3 separate regions of the Mus musculus genome follow, and all the other regions are linked to region 2. Evidence: chromatin loops called from intact Hi-C (ENCODE). Cell type or tissue: heart. All regions are shown on one strand.

Region 1 (8,000 bases), 420 kb after region 2:
TGCTAGTTTGTTTATTGTAAGATTGTATTATTTTTAGTTATGTTTAGGTATGTCAGCATGTGTGTATGTGTTCAGGTAAATGCAGATACCCTCAGAGGCAGCATATTCCCTTGGAGCAGGAGTTACAGACAACTGTACCTAAGAACGGCAAGAGCTTTAACTACTGAGCCATCCCCAGCCTGCCATAAACATTTTAAAGGCTAAAAATAAAACAGACCATATAGTGGGGGCCTATACCTCCACCTGTTCAGGAGGAAGCTGAGGTTCAATGCCTTTCTACCTACAGAGTGAGTTTAAGCCCAGACTTTGGAAAATTCAATGAGACCCTGACTCAGAAAGTAGAAATAAGACTGAGGATGTGGCCTGGTGGTGGGTAGAATACTTCCCTAGCAGAGTCTAGATGTCTTAGATGGCCAGAGGAACACAATTAAAAATAAACCAGCCACTCATCCCTAAACTTTCATTGCCTGCCTGGACGAGCACTAACCTGCTGGCTTGCTTACCTTGCTGCAGGATCATGTTTTGCTGTGTGAAGGTGAAGACTCTAAGTCTGACCTGAAAGGTAAGCTTATTTCCTGCCCTTCTGTATTCCAGAGGAATAGCTCATGCTCTTCCTAGCATTGCTCTGCCTTCAAAACAACTGACCAAAACAAGCATAAGAGGGTGGCTCTGGTTTAGTATTTAAAGCAGGCTCGGGACAGGAGCACAGTTCCTGCTAGTAATACTGTTAGGTTTTCTTTTCTTCTAGAAGAGTGTTTCTCAGCCTTCCTAATTCTGGGACTCTTTAATTACAGTTCCTCCTGTTTTGGTGACCCCCCCCAACCATAAAATTATTTTCATTGCTACTTCATAACTCTGGTTTTGCTACTATCATGAATTTTAATGTTAATGTTTGTGCTTTCTGATGGTCTTAGGTGACCCCCGTGAAAGGGCAATTTGACACTACCCTCTCCAGGGGTGTCTTAGGGTGTTACTGCTGTGAGCAGACACCATGACCAAGGCAAGTCTTATAAAGGACAACATTTAATTGGGGCTGGCTTACAGGTTCAAAGGTTTAGTCCATTATCATCATCACCAAGGCAGAAACATGGCAACATCCAGGCAGCCATGGTGCAGGAGGAGCTGAGAGTTCTACATCTTCATCTGAAGGCTGCTAGCAGAATACTGGCTTCCTGGCAGCTAGGATGAGGGTCTTAAAGCCCACACCCACAGTGACACACCTACTCCAACAGTGCCACACCTTCTAATAGTGTCATCCCTAGGCTGAGCATACACACCATCACAAGGGTTTTGACACAGGTTGAGAACCACCATCCAAAGTGCTTCCTGACTGATTGGACCAGTTGGCTTCAGAACTTTCTGGCTATGCCGCGGCACTGACTTTCAGTTAGTGCAGCTTGCTGCACAGTGTAGTGGACTATGCACTTGCCTTTCATGGACTTTTGTTGATTTTTATCCTACAGCTGCAACAGACTCCACACCCAGAGGAGAGCAGAGTGACAAAGGAAGCTCAAAAGAAGTAGAGCATGCAAAGATACCGGAGCCCACACCTACAGTTGACAGTCATGAACCCAGACTGGGGCCACGACCTCGCTCCCACAACAAAGTCCTGAACCCACCAGGAGGCAAATCCAGCCTCTCCTTCTATTGAGAAGCTCCTGCTCTGCCTGTAACTAGACCAGACAGAGATAGAGTATTGAATGTTAGTGTTTCCTTTAACTCAAATGAGCTGGGGTGGGAGAGGGTTTGTCATGCGTGTGGGGTTGACTGCTCATAAGCCTTGTTGTCATGGGCAGAGCTGCACAGAGGACTGCCAAGACATACATTGTGGGGTAAACTGGGATGCTCTGGTCCCTCCTCTCTAACTGCTCTCTATGAAACACATCTGTAAAGTTCTGGGGAAGGCAGAAGAGCTGGGCCATTAACAGAAGGGTTCCAGGGTCTTTCTTGTCCTTGTGTTAGCAGGCTGCTGGCTGTTGGGCATCTAAGTATGGTTTGGTTGAAAAAAACCCCACACTACTCTCACTGTGGGCTGGAGGAGACACACACAAACAGAAACTCTTAAAGACAAAGTGGAGTCTGCACTAACTAAGCCTTTCAGGAAATGCCTATCACTAAATGCTTCCCCCTCTGAGATACCTCAGAACCCTAATGTCTCCTCTCCTTCTCCCATTATGTCACTCTGTAGTATTGAAACATGACTGCTCTTTTTGGTAGCAGTCAACAGAAAGTCAGGCCGTTATTCTCAGTCCTGTCCTGGGTGGAAGGGTTTTTTATACACCAATCTTCTGAGTTGTCCCATACTGCACCTAAAATCATGGCCAGGTCTGTGGTAGCAGCCTGTCTTCCTCTACAGCTGGCTTAGTTCCTGATGTGCCAGATTTGCATGTGGGTTGTTCCTTTTGTTTGTCTCATCAGCCTTAAGCATAGGCCTTAGTTCTGCACCTGTGAGGGGTTCTCCCTGTTCATGGTTCTTCCTGTACAGAAGGTCTCTGGCCTCTGCAGGGCCATATATGTCCAGGTATTGGGTGGATTCCTGTTCTCCTGTCTTGCTTTGCTCCTATAATTGGGAGGAAAGCCTGCTGAAGGATGTTGGGTTCGTTGGCTGCTTTACCAATGTATGGAAAGGTGTTTTTAGTGTCAGCTTCTTATAAATACCTGTGCATTGCTTCAACGCTTAGAAAAGTGCTACTCTCTACACCAAAGCACAAGAGCTGCCTTTAGAAAGCTTTAGACTTCTTGACCCTGCTCATAAACAGTGCTCCTTGAGCCAGGATACTAAGTGTTTTGGCAGGAAGGTCAGAACAGTCATTTGACAGCAGAGGTAGAGTCACGTCACTTCCTGCCAGGCAGATGTCCCTGTTCAGCCCTTGCGGGGTTCCTTCTTTCCCCTCTGGGGTGCATCTGTGGAAAGGGATTCTGAGTGCTGCTGCTTCTGCTTCTCCCGCCCACAGAGCGCTTCACAGTAGGTGCCAAAAATGTCCTCAGTAAATCTTGGAAAAGTGGCAATCCTGCATTCACACACCGACACACTGACCTACAAGTGCCTGCAGGAGCCACCTGCCGGGCTCTGCATCCTACCCGGTCTGTTGAGGGCTCTGACCATGGCTTTATCAACCAAAGAGTTTTCCTCTTCAGATGCCCTGTATCCTGAAGCCAAGTAACAGGTCTTACATGTATGTAATTCTCTAACAACTCAAATGGTTTGTGGTTCAGTCATCATGAGCTCTATTTTGGAATTTAGAGCATTTTTTTCCATTTAAGAAAATGTCATAAATGATGTTGACTTTATTTAGCCCAGACACTAACTTTTTTAGCTTATAAGGAAATAATACAATGATAGAGATAAACCTTTTATAACTGCTCTCTTAAGTAGAAAATGATTTGTGAGTTCCAAATTGGATTGTCTCGAGGAATCTAACATCACTATGCTGATTCTGCTCTTAGCCCTGTGAGAGAAAAGCTTCAAGCGCCACCTGCTGGCCTGGATGGCTGGGAGGATATGGGGACCTGCAACAGTGGTCCACAGCAGTGGCTGCCTTATTCATCTCCCATCCTTCTATCTTCTGCTACAGCTGGACTCAGAGTGTGAATCTGTAAATTAGTGCCCAGCTAAATCCAGTAATATACAATTGTCACCTACATTAAGCATTAAAACTTTTTTTAAGTGTATCTGGTGCCAATATTTTTCTATCACTGTGTCAGAGCAAGAAACCTGCCCTTACATTATAATACTTTTTTTTTGTTTTGTTTTGTTTTGTTTTTTTTGAGACAGGGTTTCTCTGTGTCGCCCGGGCTGTCCTGGAATTCACTCTGTAGTCCAGGCTGGCCTCGAACTCAGAAATCCGCCTGCCTCTGCCTCCCAAGTGCTAGGATTAAAGGCATGTGCAACCACCACCCAGCGATAATACAATTTTGATAGGAACATTTTGTTAATTTTTTATGAGGCAGAACTGGGTATAATGGTTGAATTAAACTTACTAACCACATACAGCCTGTGTGTATTTTGTGTTTGTGCTTCTCCATAGTCCAATTGAGGGGTTGGGAAACAATGCTGAACTTTGACCCTTTTTTATAGCTTCTCTTTAGTAAAGTTCACTTCTCCCTTCCTTGATCTAGAAATGCCCAGGATTTAATATTTGAACAGAATTAATTGGGAATATGCTGTAATCTATTTAGTGTTCTGTAGTCGGAGTTTATTCTTTAGGACAAGTACTAGGAGAAAACCTGCTCCAGTTTGACTTCAGAATGCCTCAGTGACCCAGTAACAAGCCTGTGGTAACTAGTGGGTTGGCCACCTATTCAGCTGTGTTAGATCGAAGCCCCATTGAGAAAATACACTTTCAAATGGTCAACAAGCAAACTCCATATCTAGATCTAAATTACATGGTGTGATGGTTTGTATATGCTTGGTCCAGAGTGGCACTATTAGATGGTGTGGCTCTGTTGGAGTGGACGTGTCACTGTGGGTGTGGGCTTTAAGACCTTCAACCATAGATGCCTAGAGGTCAGTCTTCCACTAGCAGCCTTTAAATAAAGAATTAGAACTCTGTTTTTTTTTTTTTTTTTTTTTTTTTTTGAGACAGGGTTTTTCTGTATAGCCCAGGCTATCCTGGCACTCACTCTGTAGACCAGGCTGGCCTCGAACTCAAAAATCCGCTTGCCTCTGCCTCCCGAGTGCTGGGATTAAAGGCATGCACCACTATGCCCGGCCCTAAGAATTAGAACTCTTAGCTCTGCCTGCATCATACCTGCCTAGATGCTGCCATACTCCCACCTTGATGATAATGGACTAAACCTGAAACTCAGCCCCAATTAAATGTTTTCCTTTATAAGACTTAACTTGGTCATGGTGTCTGTTGACAGCAATAAAACACTAAGATAGATGGCTTGTGTCAGGATGACTGCCTGCTTAGAAGAGTCTCCCAGAAGTTTCACATTCTGAATACTGAACGGAGCCTTTCGATAAAAAACAACACTTAACAAGCTAGGAATGGCCATAAACACCTTTAATCCCAGCCCTTGGAAGGCAGAGAGAAGCAACTGGATCTCTGAGTTCAAGGACAGCCAGGTGACCAATGCTTCACAAAGCCAATGTGTTACCCAAAACAACATCTTACCTTGCTTGTCTACACGTAATTAGAAAGCTTGTCTACACGTAATTAGAAATGTACTGAGTTCCATGAGCTGCATTAGAAACTGACAATGCCATATCCCGTGCTAACAACTGTTTCAGCCCTTAGGCAGGCACTAAAAGATGTGGGTATGTCTCGAGAGGCTAGACAGCAGCTCTACCTGTGATAAGAATGAGGAAGTGAAACTGTCACAGTTGCCATCTCATTCTTATCACAGGTAGAGCTCATTCTTAGAAATACTACTGGAATTATATAGTTTTTGTGTTAGCTCCTAAACTAGCATCCTGAACGATGAATAATGAAATAGTCTAGACCTTTGTTACTTTTTGTTTTGTTTTGTTTTGTTTTGTTTGAGACAGGGTTTCTCTGTGTAGCTCTGGCTGTCCTGGAACTCACTTTGTAGACCAAGCTGGCCTCCAACTGAACTCTGAATACTGGATTTCAGTTGAAGATGCTATACTGTCTGGGGAAGTTTAGAAAGTGGTGTCTTGTTCAGTGAGTTTGTCAGAGGGGCAGACTTTGAGGTGTGAGCTGTTTGCCCTGACCCCATGCTTGCTTGCTTGCTTGCTTGCTTGCTTGCTTGCTTGCTTGCTTGCTTGCTTGCTTGCTTGCTCGCTCGCTTGCTGTAATGCTAGTGATGGAATCTTAGCCCTCTGGAACTGTAAGCTCAGATGGACACTTTCTTCTATAGGTTGTCTTGGTCATGTTGTTTTATTACAGCGATAGAAAAGGAATACAGTACAGCTCATTCCTTCATGAGCTGGACTTCAGGTAGCACTACATGGTTATACAAAGGTCTAGGCCCGGCATGGTGGCATACACCTTTTTTTTTTTTTTTTTTTTTTTTTCCTATTAGGTAAGCACTATTTTTATCGCCAAGAAAACTAGGTTGAAAAGGGTGGCATTTCTTTCTTTCTTTTTTTTTTTTTAATATTTTTATGGTGGCACACACCTTTAATCCCAGCACTCAGGAGGCAGAGGCAGGTGGATCTCTTGAGTTTGAGGTCAGCCTGGTCTACAGAGTGAGTTCCAGGACAGTAAGGGCTACACAGGGAAACCCTGTTTCAGGTGGGGGTGGGAGAACCTTTTTTTTTTTTAACTCACTTTGCTTTGATCAGTTTAACAAACTTGCCCCCAGTTATGTTAACAACAAAGGAGCACTAGAACTTGTGGTGCACACACTTGGGAGGCAGACAGATCTTTCTGTAAGTTCAAGGCCAGACTGATCCACATAGTTCTAAGTCCGTCAGATCTATGTAAAGAGACACTGTCTCGCTGGGCAGTGGTGGCGCATGTCTTTAGTCCCAGCACTTGGGAGGCAGAGGCAGGCGGATTTCTGAGTTTGAGGCCAGCCTGGTCTACAGAGTGAGGTTTTTTTGTTTTTTAAAGATTTGTTTATGAGTACACTGTAGCTGTCTTCAGACACACCAGAAAAAGGGCATCGGATCCCATTACAGATGTTTGTGAGCCACCATGTGGTTGGTGAGAATTGAACTCGGGGCCTTTGGAAGAGCAGTCAGTGCTCTAAACCCCTGAACCATCTCTCCAGGCCTTTCCTCCCTTTTTTTGGGGGGGGGGGAGGGGGGTAATTTTCAAGTCAGTTGGTCTGTCCCTTTGTTGGTGGGAGGTGCCCCCACTGTGATGTTCTAACTTTAAGAATTTACAGGGATGGTTCATGCCTTTAGTCCCGGTACTTGGGTGGCAGAGGCAGGTGGTCCCTCTGCCTCTGAATTTAGAACGTACTCTGGTCTAGTCTACAACATAAGCTCCAGGACAGCCAAAGCTATATAGACCCTGTCTCAGGAAAAGAACTTATGGGGTTAAAATTGCTGAGACCTAAAACAAAATACTCAGATAACCCCTAAACACAATCTTGTAACTGTAATCTGTTTACCAGGGGACTGGAGAGATGGCTCGGTGCTTAAGAGCACTTGCTATGCTAGCAGAGGACCTACGTTCAGTTCTCAGGACCCACATGGTGACTCACAACTGTAATTCCAGCTTTGGGAGATCCAATGATTCTGGCCTCTATGGGCACTAGGCATCCATGTGATTGATATATACATAGGCATCCATGTGATATATACATAGGCAGGCAAAACACTCATACCATACAAAGTTAATAACTCTAAAAAAATCTTAAAGAATTAATCATTTTATCAGTTTGTTCTGGCTCCTCATTTGGGCAATTAAAAACTAACTCCGGTGGGACTGGACCTGTGGGGAGACCACTGGCTGCTCTACCAGAGGATCTAGATGCTATTTCCAGAGCCCACGTGACACTCAAAACCCCTAGTTAACTCCAGCTCCAGAGCGTCCAGCACCCTCCTCTGGTTTCTGTGGGCACAGGGCACATACAAGTGAAACACCATCTACAGTAAATACTAATAACTGGCTCGGGTAGCAGTCACTGCAAGTGCTACTGCAGTATGCCCCTTCTCGTCAGCCTGTTTTCCTAGTTGGTTGATAATATAATACGTAGGCTCAGTTTTGCAGGCTTGAAAAATTAAATCAGTATCAAAATTCAGGCAACCTGAAAATGTTGTGGGGTGTTCACCGTGGAAGAATGCTCTGACATAGTTTTAAGCCAATAGGAAAGTCTTTATTAGCTGGCTGGTGAGTACACTGGGTGTTTAGGATCTCAAACAAGAAAGGCCTTGAGCCTTTCTCAGGATGAGCTTTTAAGGGCAAAGCCATGTTCTGGGTTGGCATGCTTCAGTTAACAAGAACAGTTAGTCAGAGGCAGAACTACAGAAGCCAAAAAGCAAAGTTAGGAATTTAGAGACTTTCTCAGAACTATCCACACTGAGGGATTGGGTCTGTTTTCATTCTTTTGGCAGGTGGTGCTATCTACATGCCGAGTTT
Region 2 (8,000 bases):
CAGTCTAAGTAGTATGTCACCCGGGTGTAGATGCCAGGCTTGTTGGGCTGTGCGCAGCCCTCACCCCAGCTGACCACTCCTGCCTGCAGCCAGGTACCCTTCACTTTGCAGACCAGTGGCCCCCCTGAATCGCCCTGAAGAAGACAGGGGTCAGCACACAGTATGGAGACCAGATGGGGTGTGGTGCAGGGAGGACACAGGACCTACCTGGCAGGAGTCTCTCCTGGTATTTCCAGCACACAGCATGCCATCATGGACAATGGGAAAATCATCTCCCGTGTAGAGGCCAGTGTGGTACTTCCGGTCACACAGGCTGTTTTCCACAATGGGAACCTTCACTTGCTTCAGAGGATAAGGAGGTGGGAGAGGCTCTGGGGTGGGACAAGTGCAGCCTTTGAGGGAGGCTCAAGAGTAACCAGCCACTGGAATCCCTGCCCACCCTCCAATGCTGGGGTTGGAGGAGACTTAGTCCCTGCCTAACTGTCAGCTATCCTTGCCACATACCGTCATTATCAATGTCGCCCCAGCCTGTCACCCAGCACGATGTCCCTGGGGGGAAGGTCTCCGAGGCAGGGGGCAGGGATATGGGGTGGAGATGGGTAGAGACATTCACAGGGACCTCAAGCTCCAGCAGGGCAACGTCTGCCCCACCCTCGGCCGTGTAATAGTGGGGGTGCACCACGATCCTGTTCAAAGAGAGGAGCTGGTCCCCATAGTATAGATACTGCTCACGAAGCTGCACCCGGAAGAGCTGTGGGCTTTTGATGTGCCTAGAAGAGTATAATCATGCTCAGAAGGCTCCAGTCAGGATGGGCACATCCTCGGGAACACTGGGGATGGTGGGAATAATCTAGATCCCGTCCAACCATGCCAGGCCCAGGGAGACTCACGGTCCCACACAGTGTGCCGCAGTGAGCACCCACTGTGGATGGATGAGAGAACCTCCGCAGAAATGTATCCAGTAGTTTAATTTAAATCTCAGGCTCACCTGCCAGGGCCACTTACTCTCAGAAGCCTCATGTCCTCCCACGATGCCCACTCGCTGATTGGCTGGGCCTGGAGAGAGACAAGAAGCAACCTCCATGCCCTGCCTTGCCCCTCCTGAATTGGAGCTAACCCTGGGATTCTCTAGACTCCCCATTCCTGTGGCCTGTGAAGGTGAGGGAGAGACAGGGAGGGCTCAAGACAACTTACGAGGGGCCGAGTACACCAGACTAGCCAGGAGGGACAGTGCCCACAGCAGCAGCAGCAGCCGCTTCAGCATCTGGAAGCAGTGAGGAGCACAGCCTGAGTCCAGCTAAAAGACAGGGCTAGACTGGGGCTGGCAGAATATCAAGTCCAGAATGGAACCAGAGCCCGTGAGATGGAGGGCAGGTTCATCCCAGGAGTCTGCGGGCTTGGTGCACCAGGTTACAAAGGTCACAAGCTTGGTTACTCTGCTTCAGGATGACATATAGACACCAGGACTTTACCTTAGCTGCCTCTGCTCCTCTCTCCTTGGCCTGCTGTCCTCTGCCTTTTTAATTCTCCAGACCAGAGTGCATGAGAGGAGGGACACAGCACCCGCCAATCCAGATACAAAGGAAATAGTGATTTAGATCAAAGGCCTCCATGTAACATGTGTCCCCACCACCCAGATGCCCTTCTGATGACCACAGGTCACACGGTTGAGTGCACAATGAGAGGACCAGTCATACACACACACATACACATACACACATACACATACACATACACACACACACACACACACACACACACACACACACACACACACACACACACACAGAGTCTTGGTATTTCAGGCTATGGAAGGCAGAGTTCAGAGATGCAACTGCTCTGGGTCCAGGATAGGAGAGTCAGGTAGTGGGGTGGATGGGCTGGCAGGACAGTGGTCATCCCCAGCCCTCCCTGGAAAGGGGTATCTTCTGAGGGGAGGCTGGTAGCCTCTTCTCAGATTTGCCTCCTCCTCATGTCTTGTTCCTCAGCGGTGAAATGCCCAAGGAAATGCTGAGCTTGCCAGATGTCCCACAAGCAGCCCTCCACATCAGGAGACCTGGGCAGGCATGGCCCCCATCTGCTCAGGATGTTACTCTGCTCTGCCTCCACCAGGTCTGCTCTGTCCACTGTGGGCAGAGCACTGCATACTGAGGATGCCTCTCAGTTGAGTGCTCTGCATCACCGAGCCGCTGCTCCTTCCAACTATTGGGATGGGGATCCCATCCCAGGGATATAGAGAAGGTCTCAAGAAGGCTCCTGGCTCAGTGTCACCCTAGCATGACATGTTGACGCACTCTAACACATTTCCCAAGAGTGAGACAGGACAGGAGATGATGGTGTCTGTGAGCCATCCCAAGGAGCAGAGCACAATGGGTAACAGCGTCGTTCATCTTGCATCCTCTGAGTCCTCAGGGTTGGGCTCAGCTTTCCACTGGAGAGGATCACATGATCCCCTTGTCAAAATAGCAATCAGTTGATTTTGGCAGAGATGAGTAACAAGTGTCACGGTACAACGGCCCTGCTGACCCATCAGACGAAGCTCTACTGATAAATCCTGCAGTGTGACCTCCAGGCCATATCTGCCCAAGTCTCCTGATGGGAGGGGGGTGGGTATCAGACATCTGATAAGATGAGCCCTTCATAGAGCATTTCATCAGCTGAGGGGCAACACAAGCAGAGGAGGGCAACCTGGAAAGCTACCAGCCTCTCCTCAGAAGACCACTGTCCTGCCTCCCCATCCACCCCACTGCCTGGCTCCTCTGTCCTGCAGGTCCCCCTTACAGTCGCCTCCTCAAGACTTCATCACCAGCTTGGTCCCCACTGACACTTCCTGGGTTTCTCCGAGGACTGTCCTGCCCTGCTCTCTGCACACCTCAAAGGCTCACTCTTCTGGACTCCTGGACTCCTTGGGCAGCTCTGGACAGGCCCACTCTCTAACCAGACATCCCCACCACTCTCAACACAGTTGACAAGACAGAAATGCAGAGGTCTAAAGATGAGAGAGACAGAGACAGAGACAGAGACAGAGACAGAGACAGAGACAGAGTCAGAGTCAGAGTCAGAGTCAGAGAGACAGAGAGAGAGAGAAGAGAGAGGAGGAGAAAGAGAGAGAAGAGGGAGGGTGGAGGGAGAGAGAGAGAGAGAAGAGAGAGGAGGAGAGAGAGAGAAGAGGGAGGGTGGAGGGAGAGAGAGAGAGAGAGAGAGAGAGAGAGAGAGAGAGAGAAGAGGGAGGGTGGAAGGAGAGAGAGAGATCCTAAGGACACACAAGAGGCTCCAACCATGGGGGGTCCAAAGGGTGTTAGGGCCTGCATGCACCATTGAATCGGGCTGTGTCTCCTAGTACTCCCAAGAATTCTGATTTGTTCAGGCAGCAGCTAATCTAAGGAGGTGAAAGTAGTGGCCCCTGTAATCCAGGAAAAGAATTGAGGTCTGGACCTACATAGAAAGATCCTGGCTCAAAAAAAGAGCAAGGTTTTCTCAGCGTGGCAGGTTCTGAGGGAATGTGTCACCAGCGTCTCTGCTACCCTGGAATCTGAAGATAAAATTCTGTCCCAGAAAGAAGATGGTAGGAGGACACAGTCTAGTTCAACATCAAGGAAGTTCTGGAAATGAACCTTTAAATGTCAACTTTCAAAACTCAACTGAAAATAATTGATGGCTTAAAGAAACCACAAAACCAAGAAGATGTATAGTCCTTACAGCTAGTGCTAGCAAACTTGGTATTGATTTCCAAGTTTACCTCCCAATTATTATGGAACTATGAGTGTAGGCTGCTTTTGTATGTCCCTGCATTTGAAGACCTCTGAGGCTTTCCTATGTAAACTACAACCAACCATTTGCAAAGCCTGGTTTGATCCTAATGCCATAGTTCTCGGTGTCTCCAGCAGAGGGCAGGCCAGACCAGGGAGGAGGCTGTGACCAGCCCTCTGTGACCAGGCACACTGCTAGGCACCTCCCAGGGGTATGATAGAAGCCCCTAGGAGTGAGCTAGCATAAACTGAGTGAACCAGGATAGGCAGACCCTCTACATGAGACTTTGGCTGATAACCTCACTCTGAGTCTTTGTTTCTGCCATGGAGAGAGAAGGCAGAATTCAGGGCTGCTGGATGCCGCAGATGAACCTCACTTGGGTCCTCGATCCACGGGCAAAACTCTGGTTGGGTTACAGGTGGGCAAAGAGTCAGCGAAAGTGGGGTAACAAACAGACTCGACACAAGGGAGTGTGGATCTGAATGTAATTTGTTAAATCGAGGATCAAACTTTTTTTTTCCTTCGTTTTTTGAGACAGGGTTTCTTTGTGTAGCCCTGGCTGTCCTGGAACTCACTCTGTAGACCAGGCTGGCCTCGAACTCAGAAATCCACCTGCCTCTGCCTCCCGAGTGCTGGGATTAAAGGCATGCGCCACCACGCCCGGCCCACATCAAACTTTTTATACTGAAGAAAATAGGGAAGTTGGGTGACACACCAGCAAGGTACAAAGAGGTTACTGGATTCTTACACAAAACAGAGGAATGTGAGCTCAGGGAAGGACTGGCCGGAACCAACTGGGATAAAGTTCAATGTTAACAACTGGGATCAAAAACACCATCTAAGGTTCTCTTAATCTTAGAAGCCAGGGGCAAGAGCACAAAGGTCACAAACTTCCTTCTTCCTAGATAATGGTAAATTTCTGTGTAGGACAGTGACTTAGCTATCCATGTTCAAGGTCGGATCAAGGACTGCCTAGAATCTAACTTAGCTATATGTCAAAATATCAATCCTTAGGAGCACTTGTAATAAAGCAATATTAAGGGAAAGCACACAGATCCGTTTACCAACTAAAGCAAGGACATTAGAGCGTTCTTTATACAGGATGCCACGGTTCCAGGAGACTAATTTCCGTGAACTTTTCGCCTCGGGACAGCGCCCAGGTTTTCGGGGCCTTTTGCGCTTGTCACTACTGGAGTGGATGTAGCAGCTGGAGACCTAGGCCAACCCTCTTCTTTGCCTAAACAATGGGCGGGGTGGGGGTGGGGGTAGGGATGTAGACCAGCAGCCCAAGATAAAAAGGAATAAACCTGGGTGACACTTTGGGAGAGAACTGTAACCAAAAGCTTGCTGTTTTCATTGTAGCTATAGAAACATAGATGTGTGTGTATGATCATGAATGCACACGTTTGGATGTGTTGTAGAGTGGTATCCTGCAGCGTGACGATTATCATCTTCATCAGAACAGCTTGCTGTCTGTTGATTCCTTCATAGAAAAAGGGGAGATGCCAGATAGTGGTGGCCAGAGAGTTGATCCCAACACTTGAGAGGCAGAGAGGCAGGTGGATCTCTGTGAGTTCCAGGGCAGCCTGGTCTACACAGTGAGTTCCAAGACAGCCAGAGCTACACAAAGAAACCTTGTCTTGAAAAACAAAACAAAAGGAAGGGGAGGAAATTGAAGAGGAGGAGGGAGAGGATGTTGAGGAGGAGGAGAAAGGGATATGGAGGGTCATTAGCTGTCATACAGTCATGTCTAAATGCACACAACCTCATGGTCTGGGGAGGTACAAATGTATACAGAGTAAAGGAGGTTAAGTGGGGGAGAGGGGATCTTTGTCCATGTTGAGGTGAGACTGTTAGATGGTGCAATTGCTTTGGCGTTACCCACGCTCCTGTAAGTAATCCCTTATCCATGATCTGTAAATCCAAGAAACACTTTGTTCCTTGTCGGGTTGCTTGTCTGCCTCGCTGCTGGCATGCCTGAGCACCACCGGCAAGCTGCTCAGGGGAGGTAGAACACAGTACATAATAGGGGTCCCAGTCTGTGTTTCCCCAGATGAGAAACAGCGGAGTCTGAGACAGTTGCTGGCCTCCTGTGTACCCAGATGCCACTGAGGTGCCACTAGGAGTTGGGAATGGGGATCCACAGTCCTCTCCTTGGGGTACCTATACATCAGACAAGAAGGGATGGCTGAGCCCAGGACTGGGATGGAATCTGGTATGGTTCTGAGTGCCAAGAGTAGGAGCAGTTTGAAGACAGAAGGCTTTTGGGGGGAGATTTAGACATGGCTCTTTACAATGAAGGCCTCCCCCTCACCACCCCACCACCACCACCCCGTGGCCATACTTGATGAAGAAGATGGTCCTTGCTTGTCCAAACTGTTTTTTTTTTTTTTGATGGTGGAGGTGAATGCATACACGTTAATAAGGGTGAACCTTTTGTAGGAAGGAACACCTGGGAATGGAAGCTCACTCATTGGCTGAACACTCAAGGCCTATTTAGATACCTCATTAACATGGAGAACTCCATGTTTTTATGCCATCTGGCAGATTGTCATGGTCCTCTCAGTGGGGTGTCTCGGTTATGTGTTCCAGATCAGATAGTTTGGCAGGGAGCTGACTCCATGCCTGCCATTCTCAATTCTGAGATTCTCTGGGTTTTGAGCCTGCTCAACCTTAATAGTTCTTCTGTCTGGTGGCATGGTCCAGTTGCCTGACAGGTTCCTGAGTTTGGAATCACACCTTGATTTTGTCATTACTGCTTTTATAAGGAGGGGGTTAGTGTTTGTTAAATCTCCCCAGAGAAAGAGTTCACTTGACTGTATGTGTGCCCATGTGCACTGCATAAGCACATGCGTGTGTCTGAGTTTGCACACACACGTGTGTGTGTGTGTAATCCCTAACTTTGTCCCCTGAGAAGGATTCTGGATCAAAGGAAGTGCAAGAGGACCTGGAATTATTTTCCATAATTAATGCAAAAGAGATGAAGCAGAAGCCTAAAGACAGGAGCCAGCTTTCAGGAGGCCCTGGAAGCCCTGTCAGAACCTGGAATAGCAAATAGGAACTGGGGAAAAGAAAGACGTGGAGATTCATAAACTAAAATAGAAGATTATGAGTCAATGTAGTCACAGATAAGTGAATCAGTGATTAAAATTCTGTTAAGAAATCAGATAAAGTTTCACTCTCTGCCCTAGTTACTTGGTAGTGCTAAGTGCTTGGTAGTGAGGGGTGAAGAGAGGAATTTCTTTGGGGAGGCTGAGGGCCTCTAATCAAGCACCAAGCACCAAGAACTGAAGTGGCAGGCATTTGATAAGACATGACTAGGTCTGAGTCACATCTGTGATGGTGTCATGAGATGTCTGACTTCAGTCTAATCGTGAGAAATATCAGACAACCCTGCTTGAGTATAATTTTTCCAAAATGCAATACCCAGAAATTTTGTGGGCTCAGAAAAGCCCAGAAAAGGGACAGAATAATCCAACTGTCCACATCAGACTGATGGACATAGAAGAGAGACCAAGTACAGCAGGGATTCTAGACAGGCTTTCGCATCTCCAGTGAGGTGGTAGATGGATGCCAAACAGTGCCTGCGAATCCCTCAGTGTCTTTAGATGTGTCCTGACTCAGTAGGGCAGCACCATAAAAAAAAATCCCCTTTTAAAAAAAGAAAGAAAAGAAAAAAGGAGAGGCCAGTGAAAATCCGAAGCCCTCACACAGTCCAAACCTTTAAGTGGTTCAGAAATAAAAGTCTTTGAATCAGACAAATAGCTTTTCTGGAAGTTTCTGTATGAAATTGTGTGTGTGTGCATGTTTATACATGTACAACTGCACATGCACATGTCTACACACGTGTGTCATTCCTCAAGTCTTGCCCACTTCTCTCTCTCTCTCTCTCTTTCTCTCTCTCTCTCTCTCTCTCTCTCCCTCCCTCCCTCGCTCCCTCCCTCCCTCGCTCCCTCCCTCCCTCGCTCCCTTCCTCCCTCCCTCTCTTTCCTTTCTTCTTTTTTGGGTTGGTTTTTTTGAGACTGGCTCTTCCACTGGACCAGAACTCCCCAGGTATGCTAGCTCACCAGCAAGCTTCTATCCATGTGTGTGCACACACCCCACAGTACATGAGTGGAGGTCACAGGACAATATGCAGGAATTGGTTCTCTCCTTCTACCATGTGGTCCCAGGGCTCCAAGTCAGGTGGTCAGGTTTGGTGGCAAGTGTCTTTATACACTGAGCCATCTTCTTCTTTTTTTTTTTTTATT
Region 3 (8,000 bases), 71 kb after region 2:
TCTGTTTACAGGGGTGCTCCAGCTCTGCTCACAGAGGTGCTCCAGCTCTGCTCACAGCTCCATCTTGGCACCTAGCATTGGTGACTGAAGGAATACATCTCCACGTGTGAGCCATCTCTAGGTCCTTTCTTAGTTCCCTTAGCTGAACAGGAAGACCTCTGCTGGTCTTGGCTTCACAAAAGCTTGAAAGCACTTGAAAAAGAGCCCACAGTGAGCTAGGGTCTCCCAGAAAGAGTTCAGATGGATTTGGGAGGCGACTTTGTTTGGTTCTGAGACAGGGTCTTGCTGTATAATTCAAGATGGTCTTGAAATCTAGGTCGCCCTCCTACCTTAGCCTTCCAAGTGATGATGAGGTTACCAAGATGTGTACCATGTTCTGGGACTTGAGGACTTGAGACTTCTTATTAGTGTTCTCTCTCTCTCTCTCTCTCTCTCTCTCTCTCTCTCTCTCTCTCTCTCTCTCTCTCTCTCTCTCTCTCTCTCATTCCTATGCAGTACCTGGTCAAGTGTGAAACTCCTCAGCTAGGTGGTAGTGGTGTCTTTAATCCCAGCATTCAGGAGGCAGAGGCAGGCATATCTCTGTGAATTCGAGGCCAGCCTGGTCTACAAAGCAAGTTCCAGGACAACCATGGCTACACAGAAAAAGCTGTCTTGAAACACAAATACAGACACATACACACACACACACACACACACACACACACACACATTGAGAGAGAGAGAGAGAGAGAGAGAGAGAGAGAGAGAGAGAGAGAGAAACTCCCCAACCTGAAATTCCACAAGCACATGCCATTTTTTTAAGCTGTTAAAACTCCCCAGGCAGAAACTCAAGACTCTTCATGTGCCCCAGCACCAGGACCCATGCATGCCATGAATCATATATTCAAGACCTGGATTTCCTCTTTTCTTTTCTCTTCTTTTCTTTTCTTTTCTTTTCTCTTCTTTTCTTTTTTTTCTTTAACAGGATCTCACTCTGTAGCTTGGTCTAGCCTGACGTTTACTAAGTGGATCAGGCTGGCCTCGGTCCTACAGAGACCCTGCCTCTGCTTCCTGGTACTATTACAGGATTATCGGCATGTGTCATCATACCTCTCTGGACTCCTTCGTGAAGAGGTCAGAACATAACTAAAACTTACCTCTTCCCCACACTCAGTGTTGCAATAGGAAACTAGACACGAGCAACAGTGAGCAGTGACCAACCTCTGTCTTGGAGCTCAGGCTGCTGAACCAAGGAGTTCCACTTACTCTGCTGGACAGTCAAATGCATTTGGATAGCTGGGACATGGGCTGGGCAGAAGATAGGTGCCCTATGTCAGCCAGACCCTCCAGAAACTCTACCATAAGCTGGCAGGTGACCCTGCTCTTGCTTCTGACCACTGAAGCCACACAGAGTCACAAACTTGCCCTCAAGGTCACCCTCAATGCTGCAACCAGAGTGGGTCTGTACCCCATCATACAAATCACTGTGACAACAGCGAAGGATGCTGAACTTCACACCCCTCAGGGGCACCACATTAGTCCTAATGGACCCAGAGCCGTCACCCACCCAAGGCCACCAATCTTTTTACTGACCTTCAAAAGTAAAGGACTGACCATAGCCCTCAAAGAGGCTACACCCTCAATGCTGCCATTCATATCTACGTCTGCCATAAGACCTATGAAATCAAGGACAGTAAGCCACCATCCCATGGTCATAAGATTCCACTTGTCATCCAGGCCTGATGTGTATGACGCAAGGGTGGAGAGCAGACACAAAAGGGTGGGAAATGTGTGAGCTTGGGGTACATGATATGAAATTCCCAAAGGATCAATAAAAAATATTTTAAAAAGAAAAAACACTTTGCAGAGGACACAGTATCAGTTTCCAGCACCCACTCGGTGACTCGCAACCATCTGTGATTGCAGTTCCAGGGCATCTGACACTCTCTTCTGGCTTCCATGATGCCAGGCATGCATGTGGTGCACATACAAACATGTAGGAAAACATTCACAGGTAAAGATAAATTAATCTTTTAAAAAAGAAATGCACACATGGAGGAAAGAAGGAGGGGGAGGGGAGAAAGGAAGGGATTTGCCCCTTCTAACTGCGGAAGGTATACGTTGTCTCTAGATTTGTGCCACCATAGACATAAATGGGCATTTTCATTTAAGATACATGTTGGCACAAGCCTGTTTTCCAAATATCCACATATCAAGTGAGATAAGTGGCCATGGAACTCACACACCTCACAGTCTTAGCCCTAAAATGGACTCAGAAACCCCTCATCTCAATATAACTTTTCTTTGGAGCTCACACTTCTACTTCACACACACACACATCTCCATGTCACATTCAGAGTCTGGTTTATTAATTTACTTTTGTTATTGTGTCCATGCACATATGATGTGTTTATGTGCGTGGGCACAGATTCACATGTGCTATGGGTTTATGTAGATTAGAAATTGGTTTCCTCCATTTACATGGGCTTCAGATATGAAACTCGGGTTGTCAGATCTGGGCAATATGTGTTATTGTCAGCTGAGCCATTCCTGTAGAGACCTCTCCAACCTCATCCTTTAGCACCTTTGTGTGGCTAGGTTCCACTTCCAGGCCTAGCACCTAGCTCTGCTGGCTCTACTGTTGGACAGAGCAGAACAGGTGTCTCTTTAGGTGGCCACAGCAGCAGCTGTTTCTGTCCCTCAGGATGGGGATTCCGGAGCACATGCTGCTGGCTTCCAGAGTGCTCTGCCAATCAAGCTCCAGGGAAGCACACACCCTACTGGCCTTTCCCTGCCTCTTCTCAAATACCCTGCTCCTAGCTGAGTCCTGTCTCAGACTTGACTTCTGACTCAAGTCTAAGTCCATACTAATAGTGTTCTAATGTGATTTTTGAAGATCAGGTCTCACTATGTAAGCCAGGCTAACTTTGAACTTTCAACCACCCTGCCTCAGTCTCCCAAGTGTAGGAATTACAGATATGCACCACCACACCTGACCTAACTTCACATTCTGAGAACACCCACTGATTGTTTGAACAGGCAACAGTAGATGCAGACTAACCACAGAGTAACATTTTTAAGTCAGGAAAAGAAGGGCCTAGAACCAGCAACATTTCTCTGAGGAAAGGGTGAGGCAGTGTAAAAGTAGTCTCGGGCACAGGATTTGTGAGACCCGTAACAAGATAACATTTGTTATCAAAAGGATACAGAGACAACATTTTGTAACAAAAGGAAAGACAGTTGCAGAAACAGCAAAAACTACCAAAGGTCACGTCGAAGGTTACTATAGCTTTAAGAGATAATGGGTGTTGAAAGCAGAAAATGTATCCACGGTGACCCAGAATTAACAGTTGTGATGTTATCTGTGATGGATTTGAGAGAGGAAGCATAAAGATGAGCTGAGAGGCTGATAAATGCTTTATCTGGGTAGGGAACATGTAGCCAGAAATCTAAAAGAAAGGTTTCAAAGGGAGAGAGTGAGCATAGTAAATGATCAAAGGATGTAATGCAATTCTAAGACAAGAGCAAGCCAGCCTGAGTAACCAGTTATTCTACTAAGTACAGAAGGAGCGAATGCAAGCATCTAGAATACAAATATTGGGCTGAGGATGTCCTTCAGTGATAGGCTGTTTTCCCAATGTGCTTAAGGCTGACTCTAGACTCCAGCCTCAGTCCCACAAGAATAACTAAGTTTAAAATAAACTCAGAATAAAATATAAATATTGACTGCTTAAAAAAAAAAGTCCCAATATATGCTGTCATAGGAAAAGAGGCTGACAGCTTGCTCTCTCTGGAGTAACCAGGACCTCTCCTGGGTGCTTGCCACATGGGTGTTAGCCGTGTCTGCCTCCCAGCCCCTTCTCCTTCCCTGCCAATGCCCCTGCTTAAATCTACAGTAAGACTTTTCCATAATAAACTCCAGCTCTGACTCAAACAACAAAAAACAAGATAGTTAACATCACGTTCAAAATCTTATGCTCATCCGAAAAAAATCTCAAGAAAATGGAAAAACCAGCCAGATAAATGGGCTCATGGGACAGCCTGGGATACACTGTAAGACTGAAGCAAAAAGAAAAGGGAAAGAAAGGAAGAAAGAACACACAGTGGAAAGAATTGAATGCAATTTAAAGCACAAAGGAAAGAGACATTCCTAGTGGCCAGTGAGGACAAAGTGAGGCCCTACTTTCACTCTCGGGGGATGGGATGCCGGAACAAGCACCTGCATGCAAACGTTTACATTGACTTTACGCACAGTAAACAATATGGAACAATACGGGATAGATTCAGGTTTGTTTGCTTGTTTTTGAAGTCAGTTTTTACACAGCAACCAGATGAACAAACAGAAGTCCACTCAGCGATGGAAGGAGACCAACAATGGGAGCAGCCTCAGCCAGAGAAACAACCTCAGCTGTGCTCTGCAGAGCAACCTGACTTCCAGTCAGGTGTGGGAGCCTGGGAACCTGGGAGCCCAGAACAGGGTCCTAAACATCTGCCTGTGTCAGCCTGCATCGGCACCATGCGCCTCCACCAGTCTACTGTTAGGATTAGGACTTTGGTTTCTCTGGAGACCTTGTTACTGGAATTGTACTTTTTGTGCCATTTTTTTTTAAGTAGTTGGGTGTGGGTCCATGCCTTTTTTTTTTAAGGCTTATTTATTTATTTTATGTACATGAGTACACTGTCGCTGTCTTCAGACACACCAGAAGAGTGCATCAGATCCCATTACAGATGGCTGTGAGCCACCATGTGGTTGCTGGGAATTGAACTCAGGACCTCTGGAAGAGCAGTCGGTGCTCTTAACCACTAAGCCATCTCTCCAGCCTGCCATTTTTTTTTTAATAAAAGCTTTATTTTATTCTTCTTGATGTAGTGGTACACATCTTTAATCCCAGAACTCAGGAGGCTGAGGCAGGCAGAGTTCAAAGCTACCTTGGTCTATATAATGAATTCTAGGACAGCCAGGCCTACAAAATGAGGCCCTGTCCAAAAAAAAAAAAGTTATTTTGGTTTTTTTGTTTTGTTTTTGTTTTTGTTTTTCTAGGCAGGTTTTCTCTGTATAGCCCTGGCTGTCCTGAAACTCACTCTGTAGACCAGGCTGGCCTCAAACTCAGAAATCCGCCTGCCCCTGCCTCCCGAGAGCTGGGATAAAGGGAGTGCACCACCACGCCCGGCTACAAAAGTTATTTTTAATTATGTGTATTGTATGTGTGCATCTGTGTGAGTATATGTCACTTGAACACAGAGCCTGAGGAGACCAGAAGAGGTTGTGAGACCCACCCTCCAGGACTGGAGTTAGAAATGGTTGAGGGGTGCCATGTGGGCATTGGGAACCGAACGCAAGGTCTCTACAAAAGCAGCAAGTGCTCTTACCTCCTAAGCCTACTCCCCAGACCCATTTCTTGCCATTCTGAGACTGACTTATTCCACTGAGCTAGGTCAGCAGTAGCACCAGGGACAGGGAAGGGCAAGACAGGATTTCCTGGGCATCTCAATGGAACCAGCCAGCACCCACACCTGCTTTGACGCTGTTGTTCCCGGGACACTCACTGAGCACATCATGCCTTGGAAAACAATCTGGGAGGCAGCTGGGATAGTGAGAGGGGGATGTGCTCAGACAACAGCACAGAGGCTGTCCGTCTCTGCAGGACCGTGTCTGCACTTGCGCTGACAGGCAGGCTGTCATTGTACTTGGGATGGCAGATGATTTCAAGTGCCTTCTTCAGTTCTAAACTGTAAAAGGGTAGAGTCCCCCAGCTCATTCCTAGGGACAGGAGCCCTTCGGGGAGGATGGAAGATAGAGAAGTTAAGCTCATTATAAGCATAGGGACACATGACTCTGCCCACAAGACACCCCCTCCTCTCCCAGCCCCACCTGCTGTCTCAGTGAAGGGCTGTGGGGGAGCCATCATCTTTGATGCTGCTTCAGGGGTCACCTGCTTCTGTAGGTAAGTATCTATGCTTTTAATAAGCCAAAGAGCTCGTTGGTTGCTCTGGGTGAACTTTGATGGAATCTTACTTTGATTTGTTAGAACCTTAGGAGGAGGAAAGTCCACTTCCTCCTCTTATGCAGGCTGTGACCATGTTGGGTCCCAGTGGGGACACTCACCCTAAGAGACCACCAGGTCCTGCCCAGTGCTTTCTTTGACTTTGTTGGTTACAGTGTTGCAAACATAGATTAATCAGACGATGGACACTCTTGGACATTTCTGACCTAAACCACAGCTCCCAGGTTTCTTTCCCACCCACACTGCATCACAGCAGGGCCAAGGAGTCCAAGGTTTACAGGGAGAGACGCTATGGGGTGCCTACAGCCTGAGGGATGAGACCAGCCTGAGACCAGCCTGGGACGGGCCTGGGACCGGCCTGGACTGGCCAGGGTCCCAGGGTGAAAGTCTGGCCTGTCTCTTCTTTGTCAGGTCTTCAGCGCCCTCCCCTGGCCTGCAGGATTGGTTCAGTTAAGCCAGGACAGTTAGAGAGCCATCCTATGGAAGTGTGGACAGGGTGCAGACACCCTCAGTTGCCTCCTCAGCTTTCCAAACCCTAAGCACAACATGCTGGATAGCCTGGCCCCTTGTTCCCATCTCCTGGTCATTACTCACCAGGTTCATCACCCATGAGTGACAGCAAGACAGGATCTTCAACCCAATGCCATAACCTAGGCAAAAGTATTTCCCAGCTAAAACTGCCTTCCTCTGGAGCCCAGGGTTGGTGCAGTTGGACTGTTGAGCCTGGGTATCTGAGATTTACTACTTGTGTTTGCAGATGAGAAGACAACATTTTTATTTGTTTGTTTGTTTGTTTGTTTATATCAGGGTTTCCCTATGAACCTTAGGCTGTTCATAGACTTTTTCTTTCCTCATTGTCCTCGTCCTCTTGCTCCTCCACCTCTTTCTCCTCCTCCTTCAATTTGTTTTTTGAGACAGTCTTTATGGGATTAAAGGCATGTGCCCACAACCAGCCTTCTCTCAAACTCTTTTTTTTGTTTGTTTGTTTTTTGTTTTTTTAAGACAGGGTTTCTCTGTGTAGTCCTTGCTGTCCTGGAACTCACTTTGTAGACTAGGCTGTTCTCGAACTCAGAAATCCACCTGCCTCTGCCTCCCAAGTGCTGTGATTAAAGGCGTGCACCACAACCACCTGGCTTCTCTCAAACTCTTAATCGCCCCACTTTACAGCACGCCGGCATCCCTGCTTTGCTTTCAGAAAAACTTAACTGAATTGTTAAGCACAGACAATAAGAAAACATTCAAGCCACATCAACTGTTTTTTCTATTTTCCCATTGACAGTCTCCCCTCCTCCACTCCTCCCAGGACTGTAGCACCGTCTCCCCTCCCCCAGATCCACTGCTTCTCCATTCCCTTCAGAAAAAAATCAGGCACCCCAGGGACATCAACTGAACATAGCGTAGCAAGTGGAGGGAAATACAGCTACTGTGTGTGTGTGTGTGTGTGTGTGTGTGTGTGTGTGTGTGTGTGTGTGTGTTACAGGATAAAAGGAAAGCTGTCTTGGTGAGGGTGAAAATAAAAATGGAGACCAAAGCTGGCTGGTAGTGATGCACACCTTTAAGCCTAGCACTCAGAAAGTAGAGGCAGGCAAATCTCTGAGTTCTGGGCCAGCCTGCTCTACAGGCCAAGTTCCAGGACAGGGCTAAACACACACACACACACACACACACACACACACACAGAGAGAGAGAGAGAGAGAGAGAGAGAGAGAGAGAGAGAGAGAGAGAGAGAGAGAGAACTCTTAGACTTCATTGGGAAGAAAAGCAGATCAAGAGCCAGCAGCACCAGGCATGGTAGCACATGCCTCTAGTCCCAACAGAGGCCAGTGGATTTCTGTCGGTTTGAGGCCAATCTGGTTTATATAGCCCAGTTCCAAGTTAGCCAGGGCTACTTAATGAGATGTTGTCTCAGAGGAGGGGGAAAGGAGGAGCGGGAAGAGGAAGAAGATGAAGTTAATGGCTGCAGATTTAAAAGGCATTATTTGAAAGAGCTGGTGAAGCTTGTGACTCTGAACTTAC

Evidence for each region. A loop is a pair of places that touch in the nucleus more often than their neighbours do. Peaks named below come from ENCODE experiments on the same cell type or tissue, not always from the same donor. Only the 100,000 strongest peaks of a DNase experiment are listed, where the experiment ranks them.
Region 1: a loop joins it to region 2, with 5 times the contacts of the local background. A loop is called at or near these places in 6 of 42 quality-filtered maps.
Region 3: it touches region 2 in a loop (4-fold over the local background); 10 of 42 quality-filtered maps call a loop at or near these places.

Annotation. Positions count from the first base shown.
Region 1 is chr17:24,938,142-24,946,141 of GRCm38, reverse strand. It overlaps Jpt2 (Jupiter microtubule associated homolog 2), which reads left to right. Exons shown (of 5, transcript NM_198937.2): 4 at 514-562; 5 at 1,464-3,672. The coding sequence ends at 1,651. Among named protein-coding and RNA genes, the nearest start is that of Mapk8ip3, 5.2 kb to the right of the region's middle. In heart, a CTCF peak has its summit at 3,495 (motif pointing left); no DNase peak of the experiment used is centred here.
Region 2 is chr17:25,359,816-25,367,815 of GRCm38, reverse strand. It overlaps Tpsb2 (tryptase beta 2), which reads right to left and starts at 1,483. Exons shown (of 6, transcript NM_010781.3): 1 at 1,473-1,483; 2 at 1,195-1,264; 3 at 891-1,056; 4 at 505-770; 5 at 208-371; 6 at 1-134. The coding sequence starts at 1,264. In heart, a CTCF peak has its summit at 3,881 (motif pointing right); no DNase peak of the experiment used is centred here; H3K27me3 peaks cover 2,388 bases.
Region 3 is chr17:25,289,022-25,297,021 of GRCm38, reverse strand. No RefSeq gene overlaps it. Among named protein-coding and RNA genes, the nearest start is that of Prss34, 5.4 kb to the left of the region's middle. In heart, no CTCF peak of the experiment used is centred here; no DNase peak of the experiment used is centred here; H3K27me3 peaks cover 1,182 bases.